Regions from separate parts of the Homo sapiens genome. Here region 2 is linked to region 1. A link is an interaction called in ENCODE POLR2A ChIA-PET data of the cell type or tissue named here. Cell type or tissue: PC-3. All regions are shown on one strand. Links, peaks and the distances in the headings refer to the core of each region. The heading gives the core; the rest is flanking DNA. Region 1 overlaps CCDC68 (coiled-coil domain containing 68). Region 2 has its middle 8.0 kb from the start of CCDC68.

Evidence for each region. Peaks named below come from ENCODE experiments on the same cell type or tissue, not always from the same donor. Only the 100,000 strongest peaks of a DNase experiment are listed, where the experiment ranks them.
Region 2: POLR2A ChIA-PET joins it to region 1 with 16 read pairs; 2 of 35 experiments call an interaction of 5 or more read pairs at or near these places.

Annotation. Positions count from the first base shown.
Region 1 is chr18:54,901,814-54,913,575 of GRCh38, reverse strand. CCDC68 (coiled-coil domain containing 68) reads left to right here. Exons shown (of 12, transcript NM_025214.3): 11 at 5,714-5,790; 12 at 9,161-11,762. The coding sequence ends at 9,218. Among named protein-coding and RNA genes, the nearest start is that of CCDC68, 52 kb to the left of the region's middle. RefSeq lists a silencer at 7,441-7,672. In PC-3, for the core only: no CTCF peak of the experiment used is centred there; no DNase peak of the experiment used is centred there.
Region 2 is chr18:54,961,575-54,973,336 of GRCh38, reverse strand. No RefSeq gene overlaps it. Among named protein-coding and RNA genes, the nearest start is that of CCDC68, 8.0 kb to the right of the region's middle. RefSeq lists an enhancer at 4,198-5,397. In PC-3, for the core only: no CTCF peak of the experiment used is centred there; a DNase peak (open chromatin) is centred at 4,956; H3K27ac peaks cover 1,285 bases.

The DNA of each region.
Region 1 (11,762 bases), core at 3,183-5,682:
CCTGCCTTGGCCTCCCAAAGTGCTGGAATTACAAGTGTGAACCACTTCACTCAGCCTCATAGTAAATAAATTTCTATCCTATTCCTAGTGAATAGCTTATTATAAAGCTTTTAAGCTAGAATAAAATGTGCAGGGGTACACTGTCTTGCACTGCAAATTTAAGGTCACTGCCCATTTTGGAATTCCTAAAATAACAGGAGGAACTGATTCAGTTTATGAAAAATGATCATCAGAGCTTGAACAACCTTTTAAACCCAGCAACTTTTGAAACCATAAAGACAGCATCACTTTCTCATTCATGCTAAAATCGTTTGTCTCTGTTTAGTCATGCTACGTATTTTGTTTTCTTTAATCCTGAAAGCTGCTCCAGGAGAGCTAATGTTGACTACATTTTGCAAGTGACAAAACTGAGGATCTGAGAAGTTAAGCAGCCTGTTTAAAATCATTCAGCAAGCAGGTGGCAGAACCTGCATTTGAGTCTGCTTAATTTTGCAGCACATGCCTGCCCATCAATATCTGCTTATCTGGGTATTTGGGTGATATGGTTTGGCTGTGTCCTCACCCAAACCTCATCTTGAATTGTAGCTCCCATAATCCCCATGTGTTGTGGGAGGGACCCTGTGGGAGATCTTTGAATCCTGGGGATAGTTTCCCCTGTACTGTTCTCATGGTAGTGAATAAGTCTCATGAGATCTGATGGTTTTTTAAGGGGAAACCCCTTTCGCTTGGTTCTCATTCTTTATTGCCTGCCTCCATGTAAGACGTGTCTTTGCGTCTCCTTTCCCTTCTGCCATGATTGTGAGGCCTCCCCAGCCATGTGGAACTGTGAGTCCATTAAACGTCTTTCCTTTATAAATTACCCAGTCTTGGGTACATCTTTATTAGCAGCGTCAGTACAGACTAATACACTGGGTGATTAAATGTGTGTGTGTGTGTATGTGTATACATGTTTGTGAAATATATATGTGTAGCCAATATATTTTTAAACACCTGGTTATAACATTAAATTTGCATAGTCTTTTACGTTGATTTTAGTCATTGTCACAGTTACTGTATTAAATATTTTCTACCTTACTTCTAGCTTTCAAGTAATGGAAACACCTCCTTTTTTCCTGTGGTGGTCTTTCTATCCTAGCAGTTTTTTTCCTCTCCCTATAGGTGATAAAATTGACTCATATAACCCTATCTTTTAAAAAATGTTTAATTCTTCTTAGCCAGTTTTAAATATCACCAGAAAATTTCTGCTTAACTCTACCGAAATTATTTACTTTCTTTCTGGTTTTGCATATCTTTCATCATCTTAATTTACAGCTCTGACACTCATCTTATATTTCTTGCATTTCTAGTTTCTTCGCTAAGGACCTGCTCCTAGGGAAATGCATTTTCAGAAATTACTCCATTTTCTAAACTTTGAAGATTATCCTACTTTATATAAGCACCATCATCCTTTAAATTTAATTCTGGAGTGTGTTGCTAAAATATTAAGTATGCAAAAATTATATTCTTTGTGAAAACTATGTCAATAAACTATCCTTAGACAGAGCCATAATAATGGCAGGCATATTCTGGCCAGTGATTTGTAGTTTTTAAATAAAACTCATGCATATACTGTCCTAGTTAAAGGAAAAATCAGAAAAGTCTATGAATCAAGACTAAATGCCTAAATCTGGTAGATGAAACAAATCAGCATGGAATTTAAAATAAATTGAAGAGAGTCTAACATAATAACTCCTATGCTTTTGTATTGTTTGGTACTGAATTGGTCGAGAAACTGGGAGCTTATTCTGGGGAAAACCTAAGTAGCTTTTACCTAATTGTCCTGTCACAGAATATTTTCATTTCAATCATGCTTGTCATCAAGGGAGTGTGTTTCAAATTGCTTTGTCAAGTGTAAAGTACTATAGAGAGGGACTTTTTTCTAGGCACGTGCTTGGCCTATAATATGTGCCTGCCCTTGTTTGGAGTGTATAATAGATTTATATTCATTATATGAGGAAATCTTCACCATCAATTGATGAAATCTGAAGTACATTTCCTTGGTGAAACTTAGCTTCACTCTTGAAATTTCACAGTGAAATGATGATTGCATGTGAAGATACTGGCTCCATCTTTGAGTTATTATTCATGATAAATGCTGGGAGCTAAGAAGAGGCACAATTCAAGGCTGACTCTAAACCATTAACTTAATCCAAACCATCAGGTGGAATTTCAGAAAATACCTTGTAGGCCAGGTGCAGTGGCTTTCACCTGTAATGTTAGCACTTTGGGAGGCTGAGGCGGGCGGGTCACTGGAGGGCCAGGAGTTCAAGAGCAGCGTGGCCAACATGGTGAAACCCTGTCTCTACTAAAAAAAATACAAAAATGGCCAGCTGTGGTAGCACGTGCTTGTAATCCTAGCTACTCGGGAGGCTGAGGCAGGAGAATCGCTTGAACCCAGGAAGTGGAGGTGGAGGTTGCAGTGAGCCATTGATGGCTGTAATGAGCCATCTGGAGGGTCTATTGCCATCTCACTGGCTGCAGCAGGGAGGCGTGGCAAGGGCTGCATTCTCCATGGAGCCCACAAGAGCCCCACCCCTACTGGGCACAGCTGCAGCTGTTTGAACTGTGGCTGCAGACTCAGGAGTCCCTGCACTCCTGGGGGCCTTGGAAGGCCCCCCTTGCCCTTGCAGGCTCGGAAGTGCCTGCTCCCACTGCCTGGCTTCTCCCTGCTGTTGGCACCCTCCCCAATCTCGGAGCAAAGTTGGGGCCAAGCCCAGGCACTGTCACAGCTCAGCTGGGTGTGTGCATGCTCGGGTTAGAGCTGACATGCTAACCCCCTTCTGCCTCAACCCCCTCTGGACTTTGGGCACCACTGAGCATGAGAGGGAAGCCAAGGGGGTGCTGAGGGCAGCTTGGTGCTGGCCTGAAGGTGCCCCTTGGCACAAACAGCCTGGGTGCTATGAACCACAGCAGAAGGCAGACAGGCTCCTGGGCAGAAGGGGGCAGGTCTCCAGTGAGTCCTCACCTTCAGGACAGGAAGGGTCTGAATGCTGGGGGCCGGGCTGCCAGTCTTATGCACTGGAGTAAGAACTTGTGTTGCCTTTTGTGGGCCCATTCATGGCTGCCCATGGAGCAATCAGCACATACTTCCTTCCCCTCTGAGGCCATGAAAGCCCCAGGCTTAGCCAGAGCTGGGCAGACACTGGGATGACCAGCTGCAGAGAAGAGCTACCCACTCCAGGGCCTCCTCTCTACTGAGAATCAAGCAGATATTGGGACAACCTGCCTGCAGAGAGGAGCCACCCACTCTAGGGCTTCCTCTTTGATGAGAGCTGCACAGACGATGGGGCAGCCAGCTGTAGAGAGGAGCTACCGTCTCTGTTGATAGCTGAACACTTGTTGGGATCACTTGCCTAGCAGAGAGGAGCTACCTTCTCTGCTAGGAGCTGGACACTTGTCAGGACACCCTGGCTGCAGAAGGGAGCTGCCCCCTGCAGGTTTCCTCTGAGCTGTTCTATTGCTCAGTAAAGCTCCTCTTTGTCTTGGTCACTCTACACTTGTCTGGGTACCTCATTCTTCCTGGTTGCCAGACAAGAACTCAGGACCCACTGGATGCCTGGGCTAAAAGAGCTGTAACACAAACAGGGCTGAGACATGCCCCTTGCTCGCCATGTTGCAGGCAAAGAGAAGGAAAGAAGAGCTGTGGCCCTTTGGGCAGCCCAGACCTGGGAGCTCCCTGAGCCAGGGCTGTGACTCTCTCTTTGGGGCCTTGCGGTTCCTGGCATCTCCAAGCTTCTGGGTGCCACCGTGTTCCCCGGTGCCAGCTGTGGAAGCTGCTTGTGGTGCACCTGGTCTAGCCGCAGCCTCGCAGAGCCAGCACCCATGCCAGTACCCGGCGCTGTGTGCCCCACTGTAGCAGTCGGCATGTTTGACTATACACAGTGGCCGGACCCCACACCACTTGCTCACACACCCCTCACCATTTCACACCTGACTCGCCCTTGACAGGCATGAGACCTAGGCCAGTAGTTCACAGCCTGCCAGGCTGAGTGAACAAAATGAGCCCAACGGAACCAAGTAAAACTCTGGCAAAGGCGCCACTGGCCTCAAACATTTGCGGCCAGAAAAATGACACCTTGTAACACTGAGATCGCGCCACTGCACTCCAGCCTGGGCGACAGAGTGAGACCCTGTCTCAAAAAAAAAAAAAAAAAAAGAAAGAAAATACCTTTTAAACTATAATTACATGACTCTCTAAGTCTGTTCCTTGAAAGGGAAGGGAGCTGATGTTCTGCTGTTCATCACTTGTCATCGTTCCCCCCAGCTACCTTTTGGTCGCAGACACTTTTATATGGGTGTGTCCTTTAAAGTGCAACCCACTGGCAACTCAGCATTGCTCATGATCCCTAACCATTTTAAGTCTCACTTTCCAGATCTGGGAAGTGAAATTGCTCACTTGACTATGTTGTAGAGAAAACACTGGCTCTGGACAGGAGGAAACAGCTTGGCATTGAGCTCTGCATGAATAGGATGTGGGGCACTGGAAGTCTTTGGAATTCAATTTATAGTTATAAAAATGGTACTTGAGGCTGAGTGCGGTTGCTCACACCTACAATCCCAGCACTTCGGGAGGCTGAGGCAGGTGGACTGCTCAAGTCCAGGAGTTTAAGACCAGTGTGAGCAACTTGGTGAAACCCTGTCTCTACCCAAAATACAAAAATTAGCCAGGCATAGTGGTGCACACTTGTGGTCCCAGCTATTCGGGAGGCTGAGTGGAAGGCAGGTTTAGGCTTGGAGGTGGAGGTTGAAGTGAGCCGAGATACTGTATCCAGCCTGGGTGACGGAGCCAGACACTGTCAAAAAAAAAGGCACTTCGACTAGAAAATCATAACCAATTGCCTTTACTCTTAAAATCTGTGCCAGGCACTAGCTGAGCACTTGACGTATTTTTTTATCTCATTTTAAATCTGTGGAGAAGGCGTTATTATTATATCTGTAATTCAGATGAGGAAATTAGGCACAGAGAGGTTAAGTAACCTAAATGAGGTCATGTAACCAGTGAGTGGCTGTGCTAGGATTTGTACCTGAGAACTTGTGCTCTAACCACTCCTGTTCTTAGCTGTTGCATGAACTCCCAGAATTATGAGAGTGCTTCCAGATGTAAAATATTATGTTCATATGACACTTGTTTCTTCCAACAACTTACACAAAGTAGGCAGGACATGTATCATTTACCACTAGTATAGATATAAAGAAACTAAGGTTTCATAAGAAAATTGAGGCTATAGAGGCCATGAACTTATATTAATAGTAAAGAGCAGATGGTACCTATTTTCATGGGGTTTATAATCAAGAGATCGCAAAAGAAAGACGAACATGTGATTGATATTGTGGGTATCTTTAACAAGGTTCCTTAAAAGTTCTTTTCATTTGCCTGTATTTTTAAAACTCTGTAAAATAAAATATGGATACTTCAGCTGTTGAATTTCAGATGCTAAATCAGAATACTCTATTTTAGTCCCTTGGTAAATTATACATTTTTAAAGGAGTATCTGCATCTTCAGAGATAATATTTAGTGACTTTCAACTGGCTATTTTCTGTGTTCTATAGCATAACTGCAATAACAAACTTGCTGCCAACGAGTGAGGCAGGTGTTGGGTTGAATAGAAGCATTGAGGGTGTAGCTAATAAATGTGTTAGCTATTTGACGTCTGCATTTTTTTTCAATTTTAGAATAAAGAACTAAAAACCCAGGTAGCACTTTCATCTGAAACTCCTAGGACAAAGGTATCTAAGGCTGTCTCTACAAGGTAAGGTCTCTGTCCTCTTCCACCCTGTCTTCACAACCTATGTTGAACATGTTAGACATTCAACCCACTCAAGAAAGATTCCAGTCTGTCACTGCTTATGTAATCATTTGTTTACTGTTTTTCTCCCAGTTTCTATTCAGAACTGTGTTAATCTTGTTCATCATTTAATCCTCAAAGCCTAACACAGAAATACTAAATAAATTAATGAACAAATTTAGATATCTCTTTTTTTCTTCTTTGCCCTAATTAACAAGCCCAATCTCAACTCCAACACCTAGACATTACAGATCATCTCCTTTATTGTCTTTCTTCTTCTGTTGCTCAAGTTTTTTATGCCATTGATGGACATTTTAATCTTTAATTGTTGGCATTTTTTGAAATTGCTATGTTGTCAACTCTAATAAATTATTAATATAAATATCACCAGGGCAAGAATAGTTCTTTTTAATTTCCTGCATTGCTAAGGACAAGGTTCTTCAACAGCTATCTAATAATGAATGATTTCAAGCGATGATGATGACCTACTAAAGAAATTGAAATGATGGTTGAAACCATCTAAGTCATTTTTTTAAGTTAAATTTTTGTTGTGGTTGTTGGCAGAATCAGAATCTGGGCTCAAATCTCATTTCCACAAACCCCATGAAATTATCATTTAAAAGAAAACATAGTCTCTAATTATATGTATCATTCAAAAAGTGATTAAAAACTTCGTCTTCTAGCAGCTTTTGAATTTCCCAAGCTAGTCCCTCTAGGGAAGAATCTTATTTTCTAAACGTCTCTTCAGCCCAGTGCCGGAGGTGGAAAAATCAGACCCACTATGATTAGCATCAGTCTAGGAATTCAGGAAGATTCTTCTCTCTTTAAAACTGCCTGAAACAGTATTTCACTTTGCTAATGATGTATGTAATTAGAGACTAGAGATGAAACTATTATGATTCAAGTCCTCTAAAATCTTTTGGCCTCCAGATGCTTGTTAGAAACTTTTTGGCCACTAGCCCTGCAACTTCTAGAAAATAAAAGAAATGAAGCCTCAGAGGTTTCCCAGGAGGAGAGGAAATGCCTACATTTCAGAAGCAGGGAGAGTCGAGTCACTTCAGTTGGGGAAGATGTGAAAAGTTTGGACTAGGAGGGCAAGCGTGACATTCTAAGGGAAGGAAGGATGGCTAATATTTTGCTCCCTTCCATCTTTACCATTCCCATTGGGATGGTGAAGCACTATGGCCAGTCCCAGCTGCTTGGACCCTGGAGGGAATGGGGCCAGAATGGAGCAGACAATGAAACAGCTGGTTATCTTCATATGGTAACTACTCTAGTATTGAATGCTGAGACTCTGGCTGGTATATAGGGGTCATGTTGAAGAGAATGCTTTTTTTGGCCAACGCTTTAGCTACAGCTATTAATTAGTATTTAACTAATTAATAGTTAAAGGTTTACTGTTTAAAGATTTTTCTTCTCCCTGTGACTTGGGAAAGGCCAAATGGGGGAAATTTCCTAATTGAAGTGGTGAAATGAGACTGAATGTCCCCTTTGTTCTGTGATTTTTGATAGAAATTCTCGTATTAATTATGTAAAGCAGCAGTCCCCAACCTTTTTGGAACCAGGGTCCAGTTTCATGGAAGACAGTTTTTCCATGGACCAGGGTGGAGAGGATAGTTTCGGGGTGATTCAAGTGCATTACATTTATTTCTATTTTTATTACATTGTAATGTATAATAAAATAATTATAAACTCACTATAATGTAGAATCAGTGGGAGCCCTGAGTTTGTTTTCCTACAACTAGCCAGTCCCATCTGGGGGTGAGACAGATGTTCAGGCATTAGATTCTCATAAGGAGCACGCAACCTAGATCCATCGCATGCACAGTTCACAATGGGGTTCGTGCACCTATGAGACTCTAATGCCATTGCTGATCTGACAGGAGGTGGAGCTCAGGAGGTAATGTGAGCGATGGGGAGTGGCTGTAAATACAGATGAAGCTTCGCCCTCTTGCCCACTGCTCACCTCCTGCTGTGTAGTCCTATGCCTAACAGGCCATAGACTGGTACCAGTCCATGGCACCAGTCATGGGCACCCCTGATATAAAGGCAGGACTCACATTTGCAAAATAAAATATGGCCCATTGGTTGCTTGAAAAATGTAAGTGGTAGTTTGGTTTGGTAAATCTGGATTCACAAATATACAATGGAATTAACTCTAGGGAGAGATTTGAGTATAAAGATAACTGTTAAGACTGAAATTAGAAAATTATGTACACATAAAAATTTAATCTTGGCAAATCTCTACACATTCTCTCAGGGAATACAAACAAAAAAGGTTTTTTCTTTTTTACTTGAGCTTTAGAACATATAGATCTTCCTTCCTTCCTTCCTTCCTTCTTCCCTTCCTTTCCCTCCCCTCTTCCCTCTCCTTTCTTTCTCTCCCCTTCCTCCCCTACCCTCCTTCCCACTCTCTGCCCTTCCTTTCCCCTCCCCTCTTCCCAACTAGTCCCTCCCCTCCCCTCCACTTCCTTTCATTCTCTTTGTTTTTCTGTTTTGACAGGGCCTCACTCTGTGGCCCAGGCTGGAGTGCAGCAGTGCAATCATAGCTCATCTTAACCTCAAACTCCTGGGCTCAAGGGATTCTCCCACCTCAGCCTCCCCAGTAGCTAGGGCTACAGGCACACTATCACACCTGGCTATTTTCTTTTTGTGGAAAACAGCATCTTGCTATGGTGCCTAGGCTGGTCTTGAACTCCTGGGCTCAAGTGATCATCCCACCTCAGCCTCCCAAAGTGTTGGGATTACAGTCATGAGCCACTGCATCCAGCCTGATGTTTCTTGAGTGGTTTGCTTGAGATGAGGGGCCATGTTGTTAAACAACAATAATAAAATATGCATATGTATATATGTGTGTGCATGCATACATATGTCTGTGTACATATGTATATATATACACACACATACTTACAGTTTTAAATACTAGAATCACACAGTGAGGAAATAAATTCAGGCTATGCAAAATGCATTGAACTAAAATAGCCTGGGGGAACAGTTGATTTGTGTTTTGTCATCTCCAACTCACTCTGGGGAATGTCTTCACCAGGTGGAATGGCAGATACAGGCTCTTCCTCTCTCCGGCTTCCCTCATGCTCCCTCATTCTTGTCCTGTTACATCTAGCAGAATTTGCATGCATTAAATGCTTTCACAATGCGATTCTACTGTATATCATGGGGAACTGGTCAGAATACATCTATTAACACATCTCTTAGAACAAAGCAGTTAGTTCAGATTTGATGTGAATAGTATTGTGGTAGTTGAGTATGGTAGTCTAGCCATAATCACTAGAGTTTAACATTCTCCATTTTGATCATCGTGTTGTCTTTTCTACAGTGAATTGAAGACCGAAGGTGTTTCCCCTTATTTAATGTTGATTAGGTTACGGAAATGAACTGGCTGGATGAAGATCTGATTTAGAAAGACTGCGTGAGTCTTATTTATTCTCTGAAACACAGCCCAAGTTTCATGTTAAAATGGCAAAATGCCATTATTTAAATGGAACTTATTACATACCAATGGCTTTGCAAGAAGATGACATTTCAGAAAATCAAACAAATCTATATTTAATGGATGGACTCTTCAAAACTTACCAAATAGTTGAAGAAACCAGGTGCCTTCTCATGATGGAAGACAGATTCTGCTTTAAATTAAAAAAAAAAAAAAATCTGAATCTTGTTTTCAGATTTTTTTTTCTACTGGGATTGTTTTAAGATTGTCAATTCTGACTTTTTTATAGTGGTTTTTAAGAGTATAAATAGAAGGGAGAGTGTATATGTGTATGAATGAACATACATTTCCTGCATATATATGTATGAAGGGCATGTATATGTATGAATGAGCAAACATATTTGAAAGTTAACTTTTGGATGATAGGAAAGATCGTACAGTGACATAAGTTCATCTCCTGATCCATTGTTTGTGGGAGAATTATACTTGACTGAATTATGGGCAGGAGAAAGAGCAGATTCCTTTTAGCTAATTCCCCAACCCATATGCCCCTCTGAAGTTGAGAATCATGGCTGCCTCACCACACATCAGAGAATGACTGTTCTTCTTAGTTCTGGGATTAAAAATTGGTTTCTAGAGGTAACCTGTACACACAAACGCACAGGGATGCACATGGTTTCCTCTGCCTTTGTGACTAATTTTCTTCTTGATAGTTATTAATAGTATCTAAATAAAATATTGGGGGGATAGAAAAATAATGCTGTTAGCTCATACTTCCATGAAAATGTATATATTATAGGCTCAAAGGAATAATGACTGCTGTCTGCAGCCAGAAAGAATCTGAATTTATGAATTGGAAAGATATATATAGTGTATTTGTGAAAGTTTGCTTAAATTCTGATACATGCCTTCTTTGTAGGTGGAGTTTGTGATTGCAGTGAATAGAACAAATTCTGACTTGCAGAAATGCAGACATACAGTCAGGAAAGAACAAACTTCAATTAAATGTATAATGAGAGACCTTGGTCCCCCTAAAGGATGAATTTCCTTTAGGCCTTTGATCTTCCTCTCTAGTGTATAACTTTAAATATTTGCTCAGAAAAGATGCTGACTCTTTCATTATGGAATGTGAAATATCAGTGTTGTCTATAAATATTTGAAGGTATATAAAAATGAGATGATGTAATGTATTTATAAATTTATCCAAGTACTGTAATCCTTGAATTGTTGTGTAACTGTGTGTGAGTTTTACGCTTCATGGTATTTTTGGAAACATTTTTATTGCTTGCTTATTTTGAAGGTATATTTATCTGTTAACATTTAGGGCATAGTTACCTTATACCAGCAACAAGTCTAAGCACTTTACTTGTATTAATTTATTTTATCTTCCCCAAGGCCCTCAGAAGCAGATTATTCCTGTTTTACAGAGAAAGATACTGAGAGTGGTTGAGTAATTTGCCCAGCTGCTAACTGTGAAGCAAAAATTTGAACCTTTTGACTTGGCTATTGATATTCATTCTACTTGCTCACATGGTGGTCTAAGAAATTTCCCAGCTATAGAAATCTCTCTATTTTTGCCACTTTAATCAACACATAGCTTCCTGGATGACTGCCTGTGTTATTTTGTGGATGACAGTAAGAAACAACAAATACTGATAAAATCAATATTTTGCTGAAATGAGTTGATCTTTCACCAGCTGGACTACCATTGTGAGAACTCAGTTCAGACAAACTTCCCTGCTAAAAATCTGTTTATCATACATTTATTATTTATGACTTTATGTCACATTGAAGAATTTCTTCATGATACATTTTCAGGCACACTTGTAGGAAAATTAGGATCATGAGTCCTGCTTTAAGTATTTGCAGTGTAGTAAGAGAATCCATCTTTTACTAGGAGACCAGATTCCTTTTATACCTCATTCATCATGCTGGATTGTAATAAATTTCAGATTTTGGAATGGGCTTATTTAACTGACCTGACAATCTTGATGATTTCCATTAGAATAACTTATTCTAAGGTCAAAAGTGGAAAGACACTGTTGGTTTTTATTTTGATTTCACTATACTCATTTTTGAACATGGAAATACAGTGGTGAAACCACCTATGCAAAAATGATAACAGTGAGGAAATTATGACAGTGAAAGAGATCTGACCTAACTATCTATCTTGCCTCGAAACTGCCCTTGGTCGTTCCTGAGTGTGGGCCAAGCTAACTTTGGGAGAAATTTACTTTATAGGTTAAATTATAATAGCCCTTCCCAAAACTAAACGATTCTCCTGCCTCAGCCTCCCGAGTAGCTGTCTTTATAATACCATCAGCCTTATCATTTATTCGTCATGTATGGATTGTTTCCTATATCCACTATCATAAAATTATCATTTGAAATATTTTTTTATGAAAAAAAAAACACTTCTCAGTGAAAAAACAAGATTACAAGGGGGAATAATATTTATTCAGCTAAAATAGTACTTCACAGGAAATAT
Region 2 (11,762 bases), core at 3,463-5,962, 59 kb before region 1:
CGCTTTGAACATGCCACGTTTAAGGGTCTGTTGGACATCCCAGTAATGATGTTGAGCAGGCAACTGGGAACACGAGTCTGGACTCAGAGGAGAGGCCCAAGCTGGGAGATTTGTGTTTGTGAGTCATCAGTACATAAATGGCATTTAATCAAGGAAGTGAGCTTAGATGGAGGGGCAAGGCAGACCAAGTACTGAGTGGCTAGGACTTTCCAAAATGAAGAGTTTGAGAAAACGAGGAGGACTCATTAAAGGATACCAACAGAAACTGCCAGCGAAGTAAGAGTAACACTGGGAGAGTGGTGTCCTGAGAGCCAAGAGAAGGCATCCACGTCTATTGGGATAGAGAGACGACTGCACCAAATACTGCAGACAGGTGAAGTGAAGTGAGAACTGAGAAGTGACCACTGGACTTAGCAATGTGGCGGTCATCAGTATCCATGACAACAACAGTTTTGTTGGTATGATGTGGGGGTTGGGGGGTGAGGAGAAGCCTGATTGGAATGGGTTTAAGAGAGAGTAAGTAAACAGAAATTGGAGGTAATAACAACTCTTTTTAGGAGTTTTGCTATATATGGTACAAAGAAATGGAAAGGTAACTGGTAGAGGAAGTGGGAATAAGAGAAGATTGTCTTTGTTTTTATTGAACATTTTAAGTGAAGTATAACAAGCATACAGAATGTACAAAAAGCCTAGGTAAAATGTGAAATGTTTTTACAAGGTCAATACTACCCAAAACAGGAAATAGAATAGTACCAGCACCCTGGAAGAGAAGACTCCCTTTTGCCCCCTCCCAGGCACTGTGCACCCAAAAGTAACCAGTGTTTTGACTTTTGACACCGCAAATTTGTTTTTTCACTTTTTGAGCTTTATATTAATGAATTTAACGTGTGCACTTTTGTGTCTGGCTTCTTTCTCTAACATGTTTATGAGATTCACCTGTGCTGTTGTATGCAGGAAGAGCTAATTTATTCTAACTTCTATACAGTATTTAACTGTGTGTTATACCACTTTGTGACTTAAGTTTCATTCTCTGGATCTAATTTAATGAACAGAACTTATTAATTTTAATGTAGTAACATTTGTTAATCTTATCCTTCATAGTGTGTGATTTTGGTATCCTATTTAAGAAAGTTTGCATATGCCAAAATTGTGATGATATTCTTCTATGTTAACTGCTAGAAGTTTTGTTGATTTGTCTTTCATATTTAGATCTACAATGCTGCTGGAATTAATATACACGTATGGTGTGAAGTAAAGTGCAAGATTCATTTTTTTCTTAGTTGGTGGCACTGTAATTGGAAAAAAGTCTTTTCCAATTATAGTGTAACCCTTTCCGTTTTATAAATCATGTGACTGGATATATGTGGATATCTAGACTTTCTATCCTACTCAGTTTGTGGGTTTGTCTATATTTTGGCCATTTACAAAGCTAATTACCTTAGCTTTCTATTAAGCCTTGATATCTGACTGTGTAAGTCCAACTTAGTCCATTTTTGTTCAAGTTTGTCTTGACTGTTTATGGATGTTTTCATTTCCATATAAATTTAATAAATAACTTGTCAACTTCAAATATTAAAATGTCATCATGTTGATTGTAATTTTTTTAAATCTGCAGAGATCAATATGAGAAACAACTGGCATTTTGATAGTACATCTTCCACTTTATGAATCAGTGCTCCAATCTATGAACATAGTATATCCCTCCATTTTCTTTAGGCCTTCTGCAGTTTGGCTCAGCCTGTTTTACAGTTTTTTGTGTAAAGGTCTTGCATTTCTTTGGTTTTATTTATTCCAAGTATTTTATTTATGCTATTGTTTACTAATGCTATTGTAAACGGTATCTTTCTAAAACTTGTTATTTTCTACTTGTTTATTGTTTTTTTACAGAAGCAGAATTGATTAATTTTGTGTGTGTGTATATTAACCATGCATCCAGCAACATGGATGAATTTACTTCTTAACTTAAAAAATTTATCTATAGATTTTTATGGACATTCCACATATATAGTCACGTTATCTATATATGACACATATTTTTTCCTTTTTAATCTTTATATATTTTATTTCCATTTCTTGACTTATTTCACTGGATAAGATCTGCAATATAATATTGCATAAAGCTTTGATGAGGCTAGGCACAATGGCTTATGCTTGTAATCCCAGCACTTTGGGAGGGTGAGGCAAGTGGATCACTTGAGGTCAGGAGTTCGAGCCAGCCTAGCCAACATGGTGAAATCTCGTCTCTAGTAAATATACAAAAAAAAAAAAAAAAAAAAAAGCGAGGTGTAGTGGTGCACACTTGTAGTCCCAGCTACTCTGGAGGCTGAGGCAGGAGAATTGCTTGAACCCAGGAGGTGGAGGTTGCAGTAAGCTAAGATTGTGCCACTGCACTCCAGCCTGGGCATCTGAGTGAGACTCTATCTCAAAAACAAAACAAAACAAAACAAAACAAAACAACAACTGTGATGGAAGTATTCTTACCTCATTTCTGATCTCAGATTAGAGGACCATTAAGTGTGATATTTTCTACGAAGTTTTGTGGATATTCTTTACTGAATTAAGGAAGTTCACTTTTTTAATTTGTTATAAGTTTTGTTTGTCTTTTAATCATGAACAGGTATCCAGTTTTAACAAAAGTCCTTTCTCCATTTTTGAAATGATTCATTTCATTTCTTTATTTTCTTAATGTGAAGAATTATGTTGATAGATTTTTAATAGTTAAACTGTTTTTGCAACCGCGGAACAAGTTCACCTTGGTTGGGTTATATTACCCCTTTTGTATCTTGCTAGAATCAATTTGATAGTATTTTGTCTGAGAGATTTACCTATATATGCTCATAAATGGTGTTGGCCTGTTATTTTCCTTTCTCCTGGCAATGCCAAGGCCAGCTGATAATACCATGTTATCTCCTGACTCTCAGGAGCTGCTTTTTCTTTTCTTAGTCCCATTTTAGACCAAAGGTAAGCAATATTAGACCACAGGGCATTAGTCTAGGATATACAGCATTTTACCATTGCTATGATTTTGCTGATCAGGAGGTTGTCCAGCGAATGTTGCCTGTAGTTGGGGGAAGGTTAATGTCTTCTGTTCTTTTTGTTACAGGATGAGTTATTCAAACCTCTGGTGTAACAAGGGCTGTAAAGTAGCATTTAAGAATCTGAAAGAGATGCATCAGCCAGCTGCAACCCAGTGAGTGTGAGAAACCAAAGGGCCACCCACTCTGTTATTAGACCCTGAAGCAGAGGCCTCAGTTATCATCCCAGGATGTCCCAAAGTTCAGCTGGCCTTTTCTAGAGACCTGGATGCTTTTCTCCTTTATCCTGGTCCTGAACCGTTCAATGTGACCTCTAGAATTTATAAAGGCACAGCAAAAAGTGTTTGCTAAAACATAAACTTTCCCTTGGGTTATGAATTTAAATTTAAACTAGCTTAGAGCAGAAATCATGCTTTCTTAAGAAGTAGTGACAGAGGGTCACAGATTCTACTGGGAACCACAGAAATAAGACATTGACCCCTTAAGGTGGGCAGGCTCATTAAATAGAATTATATAATTTCTGCAAAGCAGGCTGGAATGTCTCTGAAGAAAACAAACTGACCATTGTAGCAAGGATAGCCTCAGGAAATTTCAAAGTCTATTAACTTCAAATCATACCTATTATTAGTATAAATACTTGCTATTTTATCTTTGGTCAGTCAGCATGCCCAGGCAAAGGCAATTAATCGAACTGTTTGAACTATGTTACTTTCTGGGAGAAGCTAATATGTTAAGGGTAAACACACATCTGTGCTAATGTAGCCTAGTATGCAATTTTTACTTTTTCTTTTTAAGTAGAAACCATCATCATCAAACAAAATTTAATCAGCATTATTCAAAGAAGTCTCTCTGTGCAGGAGAGGTAAGTTCCTGCTCCTTAGGGTGAGGGAAGAGAAAGACTGGCTATAGAGTGTTGCAGTAACGAGTAGTGATGTGTGAAGAGAAATGAACAATATTTCATAGGAGGTCAAGAAACGAGCTGTATAAATGGCTGAGTGTTTGCAGTCAGCAGGACAATCAGAAAATCTGTATAGAACTGAGAAATACTACTGATAATAGTTTGGATATTTGACCCGCCCTAATCTCATGTTGAAATGTAATCCCTAAAATTGGAGATGGGGCCTAGTGGGAGGTGATTGGATTAGAGGGGGGGGATTTCTCATAAATGGTTTGGCACCATCCCCGATGCTGTCCTCATGATAGTGATAGAGTACTCATGAGATCTGGTTGTTTAAAAGTGTGTGGCACTTCCCTTCTTCTCTCTCGCTTCTGCTTTCACCATATGACTTGTCTGCTTCTCCTTCCGCCATGATTGTAAGTTCCCTGAGGCCTCCCTAGAAGCAGAAGCTGCTATGCTTCCTGCACAGCCTGCAGAACCGTAAGATAATTAAACCTCTTTTCTTTACAAATAACCCAGTCTCAGGTGTTTCTGTATAGCAATACAAGAACGGCCTAATACAGTTACATTTTGTGGAAACCCTAGGACTAAATCCACTGAGTTAAATTTTAAAAAACAAATACACTTTGCTATTGCTGCTATAGCTTTTAGATAAGGAGGAGATGCCTTGGTTGCTGGTCCTAACGAGAGATTTAAAGAAGCAAAAAGGGCTGAGTATGGTGGCTCAGGCCTATAATCCCAGCATTTTGGGAGGCCGAGGTAGGCAGATCACTTGAGCTCAGAAGTTCGAGACCAGCCTGGCCAATATGGCGAAACCCCCGTCTCTACTAAAAATAGAAAAAATAGCTGGGCGTGGTGGCGCCTGAGGCTGAGGCAGGAGAGTCGCTTGAACCTGGGAGGTGGAAGTTGCAGTGAGCCGAGATTGCACCACTGCATTCCAGCCTGGGTGACACAGCGAGACTCCATCTCAAAACAAAAACAAAAAAACAAACAAAACGGAAGCAAAAAGACCTCTGATGATTCCTTGTAAATGACTCAGTACCTCCAGTGCTTGTTCAGACTTTCCATGAACAAAAGAGAAAATGATTTGTGAGTCTAAATTCCTTTAGTAAAAATCTTTTCATAGACAGTTATTGTTACAGTCTTTGTGCTTCAACAGGAGCTTGATGTTTTTTAACTTAAAAAGTATATAATCATAAAAAGATGTTTGTTAGTATATATGTGTTATGTATAATTAATCTAGGAAGATAATTCTCATTTTGCTTTGTCAGTTATTTTGAATTATCATAAGTTTGGTAAAGAAAAGACATTGCAAAAGAGTTTTGAATTACTGATGTGCTTTGACTGTGTCCCCACCCAAATATCATTTCAAATTGTAATCCGAATTGTAATCCCCACATGTTGAGGGAGAGACCCGGTGAGAGGTGATCAGATTATGAGGGCAGTTTCCCTCATGCTGTTTTTGTGATAGTGAGTGAGTTCTCACGAGATCTGACTGTTTGATAAGTGTCTGGTGCTTCCTCCCTCTCTCTCTCCTGTCGCCTTGTGAAGAAGGTACCTGCTTCCCCTTCACCTTCTGACATGATTATAAGTTTCATGAGGCCTCCACAGCCATGCAGAACTGAGTTAATTAAACCTATTTTGTTTATAAATTACCCAGTCTCAGGTAGCATCTTTATAACAGTATGAAAACAGACCAAGTATCTTACTTAAAATTTAGGGAATTTTATTCAAACCCAATTATTTCTATTGCCTTTTCTTTTGTAGGGTAAACAAATAGATCTTAGTGTTACCTAATGTCCATTTTAAGAAACCCAAAGACAATTGAGGTATGAAAGACATCTTAATGGCTTTATTATTCTGAATTTGAGGCTTGAATTTAGGAAAGGCAAAATAAAAAATAATTGCTGAAGAAGATAAACATCCTACAAATGTCATAAGTATCTAAAGAAAAACAGGTTTGTAGGCAACATTATAAAAATATACAGCAATAACATTAACAATGATAAGGAATATAGTTTTGTTTCCAAAAGCAAGGACTATTTTTAAAAATGACTAAAGACTATATCAAAAAGTACCCAAAATTAACAGATTCTGCAGAATCTCTACCAATCTGGGCATAAAATAACTTAGTCATTTTACAGAAAAAAAAATACCCAAATTCTAATGTTATTAGTTTTGTGCATTATTAGTATAATAATTTATTAATCACTGTTTACATGTGTGTGAAGTTTGACATACACAGATATATAAATGTAGAGATTTATTGCCTACTTAGGTAATAATTTAAAGCATTTAACTATGGCTAAAAAAGAGAAATACAGTTCCTAACAGCTGGGAGATAATTATAGTTTTTTAACTTTTGAGTTCTTTCTTTCCTTCTTTAGTGATTTTCTTAAAGACTCTAATCCTTCCTCCAGATGCCACCTGCCCCCACCTGGCCCCAAGTTGAATTCTTTGGCCTCAGTCCTTATCTTCTTTGTACTTGAAGCCACAGTCATGGTGCCCCCCAGCCCTAGTTTTCATTTGAAGGGCTTGTTACACCCATAGCCCCTGTTGAGGGAAGGGCCCTAGGCAGGCATTTGCTCTGTCATGGGCAACCACCAAGTAGTTACTAAGTCTTAGAAGACAGACAGAAAGTGATGGGCACCCATCCCAACGGCAGCCAAGCCAAAGCATGGCCTGTGACTTTTGAGGTGATCTATGAATAGCTCATCCTAAAGAGGAGAAAGCAGGTTTAATCAAATCTTCACTCTCAAAAATTCAAACTGATAAGAACAAAAATAATCTAGCAGTGTGTCGCCATGGCTGAGGTTGCAAGGATTCATGAAAGTTAGAGCCCATTTTACAGAAACTGAAGCCAGAGAGGCTATGTCACTTGCCTAAGGTCGACTAGCTAACCTGAACACTGCTTTACACAACACTTCATGGCCACTGAAGAGTCACAGGACAAGGGGTAAGGAAGCCACTCAATAGTGGCAAGACACCAGGAGCCATCCTCATAGAAGCAGAGATGCCGCATTAATGCTGGGTAAAGCTTCGAGGGAGAATCCCCAGACTCTAGCTGAAACCCTAAAGCTCTTCCATCCTTATCCAGTCTCCAGGAATCTCAGCGATTGCAGGGTTCTTGCTTTGGGACCTGGATGAGCTCTCCATCTTCCTTATTGCCATGTGGACCCTAATATTAACTCCCCACTATTACTTGAGCTAACATGAAGACATTATTTTTCTTTTCCCAAAATTTTTATTTTGATATCAACCACTTACCAAACCATCAAGAAAGATAATATTTCAAAGAAAAAACAAAAACAAAAACCAAGAAACAGGGATATAGGTATCAAACCACAATTATCCCCCAAAACACTGCTGTTGCAAAAAGGATAGAAAGCCAAAATCCCATAGACTATTAGAGAATACCTTTAAAAACAAGCAAAAATATTTTGTAAAGGTATGGTTTTCACTACAGTGTGTGGACAGGTTCAAACAGTGGATAATCAAAGAAAATTCATCTTGTTTGGCCTGGGAATACAGTAAGCTTTCTTCTATTCCAGCTGAAGAAATAAAAACAAACCAACATGAGCTTCTGAAGTTAATATTGAAATTGTCTTTACCAACTGAAGGTAGCATGAGAATAAAGGCAGAGAAAGTGAACAAATAGCAAAGACAAGTAGTCTTGAAATTCAGTCTCTACCTATAATCAATAAGCTTGTCTAACACAGCCTTCCTACAGCCTTATCCTGGGCTTCACATCCCTCCTCCAAACTTAGAAATACCTGAATTTAGAATGCACATCTCAACCCTCTTGTCTTGTTTCACCTTTCTCTATGAGTTCTTTACTCAGGGGTAAGGGCTCACAGTGCAGAGGGAAGTGTTATTTATTATTCCAGCTACTGTTAAGATAAAGTGAACCAAGCTCATCAACAGAAAGAATGCCTACAGAAATCAGAACTTAATAACTCCAACTGGGTGCTTTGAAAAGACATTTCCAACAGGATATTTAGTTTTGCTAAGAGAGCAGCAATCATTTTAAATAATGATGTCCAGGGCTGACTTTTTGCTGGTTCACCTGGGTTCCTACTCGCCAGTTGTCTATTATGGCTGGCAGCTTTTCTGGTTGGTCAGTACTACTGCTCAACCGATAGGTTCATATTCTGAATATCACTCTTGGTTATGTCATGGTTTCTGTACCTATTATGTGAAAGGAGTCCTAGAAAAAGATTCACCTGTGTAGACAGACTTGTATACATAAGTAGACATTCACATATTGTTGATAAGCATTGGCTAATTATTTTACTAATGAACTCATTCAATAGCCAGAGTTTCAGTTCCTACAATATTGTTTTCCCTTCCTCTCTTAGCAGAGATGGACAAGAAAAATGTATTTCCTGTACTTCTTGTTTGTTTCTCAAGGCTTGCTTACATTTCTCTGCTTTATCTCCCACTAGTCTCCTGTGGTTTGGCTGGACTGGTCTACTTGGTAGATTCCCAGTCTGCCTGAAAATTGACTTGCCCTGGTGCCTTTGGCTGTGTCTGACCTTTAAAGGCTTCCATGCTCTCCCAGAATAACATGGTAATTATTCTCAAAAACCAATGCCAAGCCTACCTCCTCTTGAGGCCTTCCCTAGAACACCAACTAAAATCAGTACTTTCTCTTAGTTTTCTAGTACTTAGTAGCTTCACTAATACTCAGTGATGATTTATTGCTTGAAAATATTGTAGCTTATTATATAATTGCATGGATAGGTATTTTTATGTGCTTATATGTGATCTAGCCATTTAAAGTGCAAACTCTTTGAAATTTAAAATTGTAAAATGGACCCCAACACTTAGCATATCAGCTGTGAACTGTGCAGAATAGATGGAGTTTTGTCCTAAGCTTGCGAGAGACATTAGGTATAGAGTGTTTTCCCTAGCAGTCAGCTAAATCGTGAGCTTGGAGCTCAAAATGCAAGACTTGGAGGGCTCATACAGTTAAATTTTGTCAAGATCAATGCTGCAACTTCCACATTTGCATTCCCTTTTCCTTTCCACAAGTCACAGAAAATGTAGAAAGGCGGTAGGTATGGGAGAGGAGGAAGAAGTTGGAAAATTATCCAATACCAGGAACCCCTTAGGGTGGCGTTATGGGGACGTCACAGGAATGTGAGAGGACAGGAGGGAAAGCAGGGAAAGGCATCACCAAAAAAGTGATGGGAGCATGCCTCCTTTATAATTTTGCAAAGCCTTCTTGATTTTGTGCCTTAAAAATGAAATATTTCATAACAAAACCTAATTAATGTTTGAATTATGACCTGACCTAGGTACAAAACTATGGTAGGCAGAATAATGCCCTCCTGCAAAGAAGTCCATGTCCTAATCCTTAGCCCCTGTGAATATGTTATCTTATGTGGAAAAGAGACTTTGCAGATGTGATCAAGTTGAGGATGTTGAGATGGGGAGATTATCTTGGGTCATCTAGTTGGTCTTAATGTCATCACAAAGGTCTTTATAAGTGAAAGTGGGACAGAGTCAGGAGGACATGTGCTGCTGGTTTTGAAGGTGTAGAAAGGGGCTATAAGTGGAGAAATGCAGAGAGCCTCTAGAAAAGGCTAGAAAATGCAAGGGAACAAATTCTCCCCAAGAGACTCCAGTAAGGAATAGTTTATTTTACCCTGGTACCATGACAGGCTTCTAACCTACAGAACTTTATAACAAAAAATGTGCACTGTTGTAAGCAGCCAAGTGTGGTTATTTGTTACAGTACCCACAGAAAACTTATAAAACAGCAAATGCAGTGCCTCAAGCACTTTATGGGAAGACCTAAGTGGGACACCCAACATAAACTGGGGAGCTCAGGGAACGTTTCCCTATACACAGGAAATAAATGGAGAAGGAGTTTCCAGGTCAAAGAGGAGGAGAAAGAACATTCTAGTCTAGGAGTTGGGGGTGGGGGTGAGACAAGAGCAACAAAAGGAATAAGGTAAGAAACGAGAGTTGGTTTGGAACACTACAAATCATCCAGCCTTGTTGAAAAACAATGTGGCAAGAGATGAAGCAGGAGGGGTGGATGGGGGAGAGCAAAGCAACTTCTCTCCCTGGAGAAGTGTTTAGGCTTTTAATAAGAGCTCATGGGGAGACAATGAAATGTTTTAAAGAATGGTGTGTGTTTGTGTGTGTGTATGCGCACGTGTTAGAGGCTGGAAATGACAGTAAAATTTGCATTTAAAATTGCACTAAATATATGTATGTGTGTATAGACACACACATGTATTTTAAATGCAAATTTAAAATAATATTAAAATAAAATAATTTTAATACATTTTAAATGCAAATTTTAAATAAAATAAAATTGCACTAAGTACACGCACACGTGTGTGCGCGCACACACACACACAACTTTCCCTTTCAGCAAATAATCCCTGAACAGAAATAAACAAGAGCGATTTCAAATATGAGCCTGGGTCCAAATGCCACAAGCCACAGGCTCTGAATGTCACAAGGCAGGGTGTTAGATTTACAATTAGACCCTCTTTGAACGTGGGTGACAATTCACAGTGTTCTTCAGGAGAGGAGACTGCATCTGCTGCTTTCTTCTGCACCCTCAATCCCTCCTCTTTTTAGTGGAGTGAGTAGGAGAACGGATTTATTCAACGAGGGCACTCTGGGTGGTTTGGGGATGCTTTAGTCCCCGGGACCTAATCTCTATCAGACCCAACCAAAGCCATTCCGAAAATTATGTAATAGCAATACTTTTTCTTAATGTGGATAATCTTAAAAGTGTAAAGATATACAGCTCTAGGAAAATTTTAAATGGTTTGTACATATGCTGTCATAAAAATAATAATCAAAGGCAGTAGCTGTAAGAGAAATCCATAAACATCAATCCCTGCCTCATCCCTAATCCCCCAATATCCAACCTCTGAGAAACACCACTGGAGTTTTAAATTAATAATAGTTTATAGATTCTCCTGAGCTTCCCTGTGGAGGTTGCTAATATATTGTAACTCCACACTCTCATGAATCCTGAGTTTACTCTGCTCCCCTCCACAAAAGTTTTATTAAAGTTACTGAGAAAATAGTCTATTTGCAGAACTATGAAATAAAACTATGATTTCATTCTAATTAGAATGACCACTTTCACTTAAAGTCTCTCCTCTCCCGCCCAGAAACGTACACAAGAATCTCAGCTTCATCTCTGACCTTGTCGCTTTCTTCTGGGATATTGTCTTAGTTCCAGGGGCTATAACAAAATAACATAGACTGGTATTAACTGGCTTCAACCACAGTTATTTATTTCTCACAGTTCTGGAGGTTGGGCAGTCCAAGATCAAGGCACCCAGAGATGTGGTGTCTGTGGAGGCCTGCTTCCTGGTTTGCAGATGGCTGCTTTCTTGCTGTGTTATCACATGACAGATATCTCTTCTCTCTCTCTCCCTCTCTTTATTTGAGACAGAGTCTCACTCTGTTACCCAGGCTGGAGGGCAGTGGTACACTGTCAGCTCACTACAGCCTCTACCTCCCAGGCTGAAGTGATCCTTTCGCCTCAGCCTCCTGAGTAGCTGGGACTACAGGAGTGCACCACCATGCTCAGCTAATTTTTGTATATTTTGTAGAGATGAGGTTTTGCCATATTGCCCAGGCTGGTTTCAAACTCCTGGGCTCAAGCGATTCACCTGCCTTGGCCTCCCAAAGAGATGGAACTATAGGCATGAGTCACTATTCCCAGCCTTTTGTCTCTTCTTAGAAGGGCACTAAAACCCACTCATGAGGGCTCTACCTTCATGACCTAATTACTTCCCGAAGACCCCACTTTCACCACCACGTTGGGGATTAGGATTTCATTATATAAA